2 separate regions of the Mus musculus genome follow, and region 2 is linked to region 1. Evidence: chromatin loops called from intact Hi-C (ENCODE). Cell type or tissue: gastrocnemius. All regions are shown on one strand. Links, peaks and the distances in the headings refer to the core of each region. The heading gives the core; the rest is flanking DNA.

The links. Peaks named below come from ENCODE experiments on the same cell type or tissue, not always from the same donor. Only the 100,000 strongest peaks of a DNase experiment are listed, where the experiment ranks them.
Region 2: a loop joins it to region 1, with 2.1 times the contacts of the local background. A loop is called at or near these places in 9 of 42 quality-filtered maps.

The regions. Positions count from the first base shown.
Region 1 is chr2:167,297,914-167,300,820 of GRCm38, forward strand. It overlaps B4galt5 (UDP-Gal:betaGlcNAc beta 1,4-galactosyltransferase, polypeptide 5), which reads right to left. Exons shown (of 9, transcript NM_019835.2): 9 at 531-2,907. Among named protein-coding and RNA genes, the nearest start is that of B4galt5, 50 kb to the right of the region's middle. In gastrocnemius, for the core only: no CTCF peak of the experiment used is centred there; DNase peaks (open chromatin) are centred at 1,588 and 2,179.
Region 2 is chr2:167,403,655-167,406,561 of GRCm38, forward strand. No RefSeq gene overlaps it. Among named protein-coding and RNA genes, the nearest start is that of Slc9a8, 17 kb to the right of the region's middle. In gastrocnemius, for the core only: no CTCF peak of the experiment used is centred there; no DNase peak of the experiment used is centred there.

The DNA.
Region 1 (2,907 bases), core at 109-2,608:
CGTTAACTCTAGGTCCAGGTGAGCAAGAGCTCTCTTCTGGCCTTTGTGGGCCTCAACCATGGAAGGGAGGGAGGGAAGGATGACGGACAGACAGACAAGACAGCAGAGCTGGGGCTCTGTTGATGAGAGCTGGCGAACAAGCACGGAGGCCTGGACGCTAATCCCAGCACCACACAAACTGAGCTTGGTGGTACATAGCTACCAGAAGTTCACGACCATCCTCAAGTACACACACAGAACAAGTTAGGGCCAGCCTGGGCTACGAGATGGGAAAATAAGTCAAAATGCACACACACCGGGAATGACAAGCCTTCAATTCCTAACAGTTTGTGATTACAACACGAGCAGGATCTGGCAGAAAGAACCCAGGACTGCCCACCGAGAATGTTCTGGCAGAAAGAACCCAGGACTGCCCACCGAGAATGTTCTGGAGCCAGATCTTCATTCCCTGGTGTCGCCAGTGTGTGGTGTTCTACAGAGGAAGGGAAACCACCCTGAGAGGCAGCTAGACAGAGAGACGACTACCAAGGTTTGGTTATTGAATATGTATTTTTTACTGAAAAAATCATTCATAAATTAACATACAAAAATGTACAAACACATGAGTGAACAATGTAATGACAAGGACTATTTCTGTGAAAAGTGTTTTTAAAACATCTTTAGGTTTCAGTGCAAAAATGTACCCCTGGCACCTTTTAAAACAAAGAGCAAGCTCACAACAGAGACAGTAATGCTGGGCTAAGCTGGCTGCGTCAGTGCCTCAATCTGTTGGTGGTGGGTACGTCAGTGTGTACGCCGCGGCTCTGTGCTGTCCTCTGAGGAAGGGAAGCGATGACAGAGTCCCCTGACAGAGTCCCCCATTTTAACAAAATTAAGGTTTTGCAAATACCCCCTCCCCCGAAGAACCCCTGTGCAGAGAGGGGCCTTGCGCGCACACACAAGGCAGGCAGTTGAGGAGGTCATCTAAGGGTCACTCGTCTGTAGCACTCAGTCATCTGGGCTGCCACAGTACACCAAGGTCACACTCCATTGTCACTGTCATTTTTTTCAAGCAATGACCTACGCTGTGGCTCAGTGGTAGCTTTGGCTGTGACACTGCCCACTCGGTACGTGACTGGGTGGCCAATGACAGACAGTGCCCACAAAAGTCCACACTAAAAACAAACTTGGACATGATTGCAACAGGACAGAAGCGACCCTACTTGAGCAGTAAAAAGACCTTTGTCCCCAAATCTGCATTTTCCCTCTTCAATTAAGTATCAGCCTTTGGCTCAAAACAGTACCCTGTGGCTAGTGTAAGATTGCAGCGCTTCAGCCAGGATACATGCCGCGTGCACCGTTGTCCCTCCAAAGGACACCATGGCTCCAGCACAGTGAAGCACTCCTGGCCTTTGGTATGGAAACAGAAGAATGAGGGAGAGAGGGCTGGGCCGTGACTCAGTGGCAGAGCACTCGCCTAGCGTGGTGGGCCACGGGCTTCATTGCCAGCACTGTGAAACTAACCAAGGGAGGCGGAGGGAGGGTGGAGACCGGGCGGAACCCAGGCTTTATTGCTGTGTGTACCGTAAGACAAGGCAGGTCAACGCAGCGGTGCAGCTCCTTGCCCAGCGCAAACAGATGACGCGGCTCACCAGCTCTCAAGGGCAGACACCTGCTCTCTCATATGAGCGGGAAGCACTCTGCAGTGCCATCTGTTCCCTAGTTACCACACTAGTCTACAAAAAGAACAAAACACAAGAAAAAACAAGGCCTGGCCAATCACTCCCACAGTCTGTGGGGATCATCTGTCCTCAGAACCAACTGTGTGATGCAAAACCCCACCCCCACATATCTACATCCCACCCCCACCCATGTAAACCATGAACATCAAGGGTGCTGAAGGCAAAGAGGCAAAGAGCTTGAGGCCAGAAGAGAGCGTTCCTCACCACACACGATCCCTGCTTTAGGGACTGGGGGTGCAGTGGAGGCAGACACAGGAAGGAGGTGCCCTTTTCAGTGCCCTTTAGGAACTCATGTCAGGGAGCAGGGGAGACTGCTGGGCTGACTGGCCCCTGGCTGACATGCACCCCAGGGCCACCTGCTCCTGGGCTGAGCCCTCCTGACCAACTGCTTCTTAGCACAGCACAGTGGCTTCCTAGAAACTAAAGAGGGAAACGGAGAAATCACTGAAGCCAGCTGGTCATGCAGGCACAGCCCAGAGAAACTGTGGCCAAGTTCCAAAGAAAAAAGGGAACGGTCACCCAGCAGCCACTGTGTGTGTGAGGAGGTGTAGGGAGCTGGACTGTGCTACACAGCACAGGCTGACCTGGAACTTGTGACACAGCTCACACTGGCCTCATATCTCCTGGTCTCTAGCTCCCGCCATCCATACTGGAGTGATAAGCCTGTGCCCTGGGCCTTTGCCTCCCCTCCCCTGCACATCCCAGCTGGCTCCGCTGGGTCTGTAAGAGGGGAGAGCACTGTGCCCCTAACAGCAGTTCCAGCTTAGGGGCTGAGTCTCCAGGAGGAAGTCCTTGGGGGAAGGGGCTAAAGGAGGGGACAGGAAAGGAGGGGCAGAGCAGAGAAGAGGGGCTACAGTGACCGGAGGTTCTTTGTTCCACCCTGCATCCACTTCCTTCCTAGATGACAGGGACTTGGGTGATGACACTCAACTGCGTGGGAACTGGGGTGTTTGCCACCCAAGGTGATCTAACATATGAGGCCCTCACTTTGATGTGGAGCCAGCTATAAAATTAAACTTTAAAAAGGCATTTTACATGGCTTATTTACAACTGCACTTCTTCAAGAAGTGACTGTTATATGTCTATCACACCAAGTCCCTCCCCTCTGTCCTCAGTCCCCACCCAAAGCAGAAAATTTTTCTTTAAAAAAAAAAAAAAAAAAAACCACCAAAAAAAAAAACAACCC
Region 2 (2,907 bases), core at 142-2,641, 110 kb after region 1:
ACATGTTGGGCTCCACTTGTAATCCCAGTACAAGAAGCAGTCGCAGGACCTTCTCTGCGAGTTCAAAGCCAGGCTGGACGGCATAGTGAGAGACAGTCTCAAAAAATACCAGCAACAAAAACCAGGGGCTGGGCTGTGATTCTGCAACCTCATCATTTGAGAGGAAGAGAGGCAGAGGCAGAGGGTCGGTCTGGATTCCAGGTCATCCTCTGCCATGTCTGTAATTCCAAGTTGAATGAACTGTGCACTGTCACAGGCACAGGTGACCTTGCAGGGATTCAGGGGCAGGCACTCTGGCCTCCAGTCTCCAGATTCTCTGTGCCCACTTCCCAGTCCTCCATCCCCTTATCTCTCAATCCCCCACCCCCCATTCTGAGCTCTTTCCATGCTCCTTTCCATAGGCAGAAGGCTCCGTTGACTCCCCTATTTGTGGGAATCAGGGTTCTCCAGATAGGAAATAGAAAAAAATTTCCCTTCTAGGTCTTCAGTGAGATAAGAAAGCTATGGTTAAAAGTCACCACAACCTGGGCTTCTAACGGAGACAGCAGAGGCACTCAGCCCACCTTGATCAGCTGCCCCACCACAGATGCAGGTCAGGGCTGGGGGAAACTTCGAGAAGGTATATATGTAATAGGCATGGCTCTGAATATGTCATGAGCTCACTCACTGCAAATGGAGGACACTGAAGCACAAGACTTTTACTGGTCCCGGGTGATAGGTAAGGAAGGGTGCTGTGATCCAGCCCTGGACCTCTGGCTCTGGCTTCCCAGTGTGATGGGCAGCTCTGTTCTCTCATTGACTCTGGGGAGCTGAAAGCCCTGGGGTCGGTCCTCCAAGTCACTGTCGGCTCTGAGCAGAAGGCAGCAAGACCAATAATAAGACCCATTCTCTGTCTGTCTTTTTTTTTTAAAGATTTATTTATTATATGTGAGTACACTGCAGCTGTCTTTAGACACACCAGAAGAGGGCATCAGATCCTATTACAGATGGTTGTTTGTGAGCCACCATGTAGTTGCTGGGATTTGAACTCAGGACCTCTGGAAGAGCAGTCAGTGCCCCTTAACCGCTGAGCCATCTCTCCAGCCTTTGTTGTTGTTTTTTTTGAGACAGGGTTTCTCTGTGTAGCCCTGGCTGACTTAGAACTTGCTCTGTAGATCAGGCTGACCTCAAACTCAGGAATCCGCCTGCCTCTGCCTCCCATGTGCTTGTATTAAAGGCTTGCGCCACCACCACCATGGCTTTTCTGTCTGTTTAGACAGTGTCTCATGAAGCCCACAATGGAGACAAATTCACTTTGCAACCAAGTGTGATCTTCAGATCCTCCCGGCTCTACCTCCAAGCGCCCGGGATTAAACTGCAGGTCAGTTTATGTGGTACTAGGGATGGAACCTCGGGCTTCTTCCCTCGTGCTAGGTAAACTCCTCACTGATTGAACTACACATACTCCCGTTTGCCAGCCCATCTGCTCTCTCGGATGGCTGTTGGATTCAGTTCTTGTGACGATGGGACTGAGCGCACCCTGTTTCTTTATCTGGGGACGCGAGGCGGCAATTCTCTCTGTAGTCAGAAATGAAAAAGGGTGGAGCTACGCAGCCTGGCTGGGGTCTGGGTGGGGACCTGAGGCGGACCCTAAAGTGCTGTGAACAGAGAGTCCTCAGAAACAAGTTCACCTTGCACTGACCCGTCTGAAGCGCCTCAGGACTTCAGTAATTGTAGGGAGGGTTGGAATGTTGCAACTCAAACTGCCTTCAAAGCCTCCTCTTGAGTCTACGTGTGAACTGACATCTGGTGTGGCTGTCAGGTAAAGTATTAAAGTAAATAACCATTATGTGCTCATCAACCAAAAGGTTCAGTGTCACCATCTTGGGTCTGCAGCACAGATTGACCCGTCTACCTAGTGTTTAAAAACTGTCTTGACCTCTGACTTTCTTTGTTTTGTTACTATAACAACTTAAGAATAATAACAACTTAATAATAACTAAAACCACATCCGTGTTGGGAACTGGAATGTGGGGTTGTATTAAGTGCATGTTCCCAAGCCACAGTGCCCGGGACTTGTCTCCAGAATACATTCTGCCTCTGAGGAGGGAGCTGGTTTGCACGGAGCATGCTCTGTTGTCAAGAAAGGAGAAAGACGGGAGAGAGCATGGTGCCTCACTGCTAGTGAGACATCATGTCGACGAAGAGCCCTGGCTTCCGGTGCTAAGCAGGCATGGGGGCTGCTGCCTTTTCAGTTTGGGAAAGAGGAGGGGCAGTTGATGAGTGTACCAGGCACGGGGAAGGGCTTTGCCTTCCTCCTCTGTCCCTGGCTGTCCCCAGTATGCTATGCTGCAGTCTGAGGGGCCTTTTAAAATTAGACGATTGGTTGTATTTTAATCCAGGCCAGATGTAGCCCAGGCTAGCCTCAGTTCTCTGTGTACCCGAGGATAACCTTGAACTCCTGATCCTACCATCTCCACTTTCCAAGTGTAGGATGTCCCCACTCCAGGCTCCCCTCTCCCTTTTAAAATCAAAACATTTTGCTGCAGAGAATGGCTAAGCAGGTGAGAGCGGCACGGACGCTCGTGGGGAGGGTTCACCCTGCAGTTCACAACTGTCTGCAGTCCCAGTCCAGTGGATCCAATGTCCTCTTCTGGACTCCAGGAGCACCAGGCAAGCACATGGTGCACAGGCGTATGTGCAGGCAAAGCACTCATACTACACTTAAAATAATAAATAAACAAATTAGTTCAAAATCATATATATATATATATATGTATATGTATATATATATATATATATATATATTTTTTTTTTTTTTTTGGTTTTTCGAGACAGGGTTTCTCTCTGTAGCCCTGGCTGTCCTGGAACTCACTTTGTAGACCAGGCTGACCTTGAACTCAGAAATCCGCCTACCTCTACCTCCTG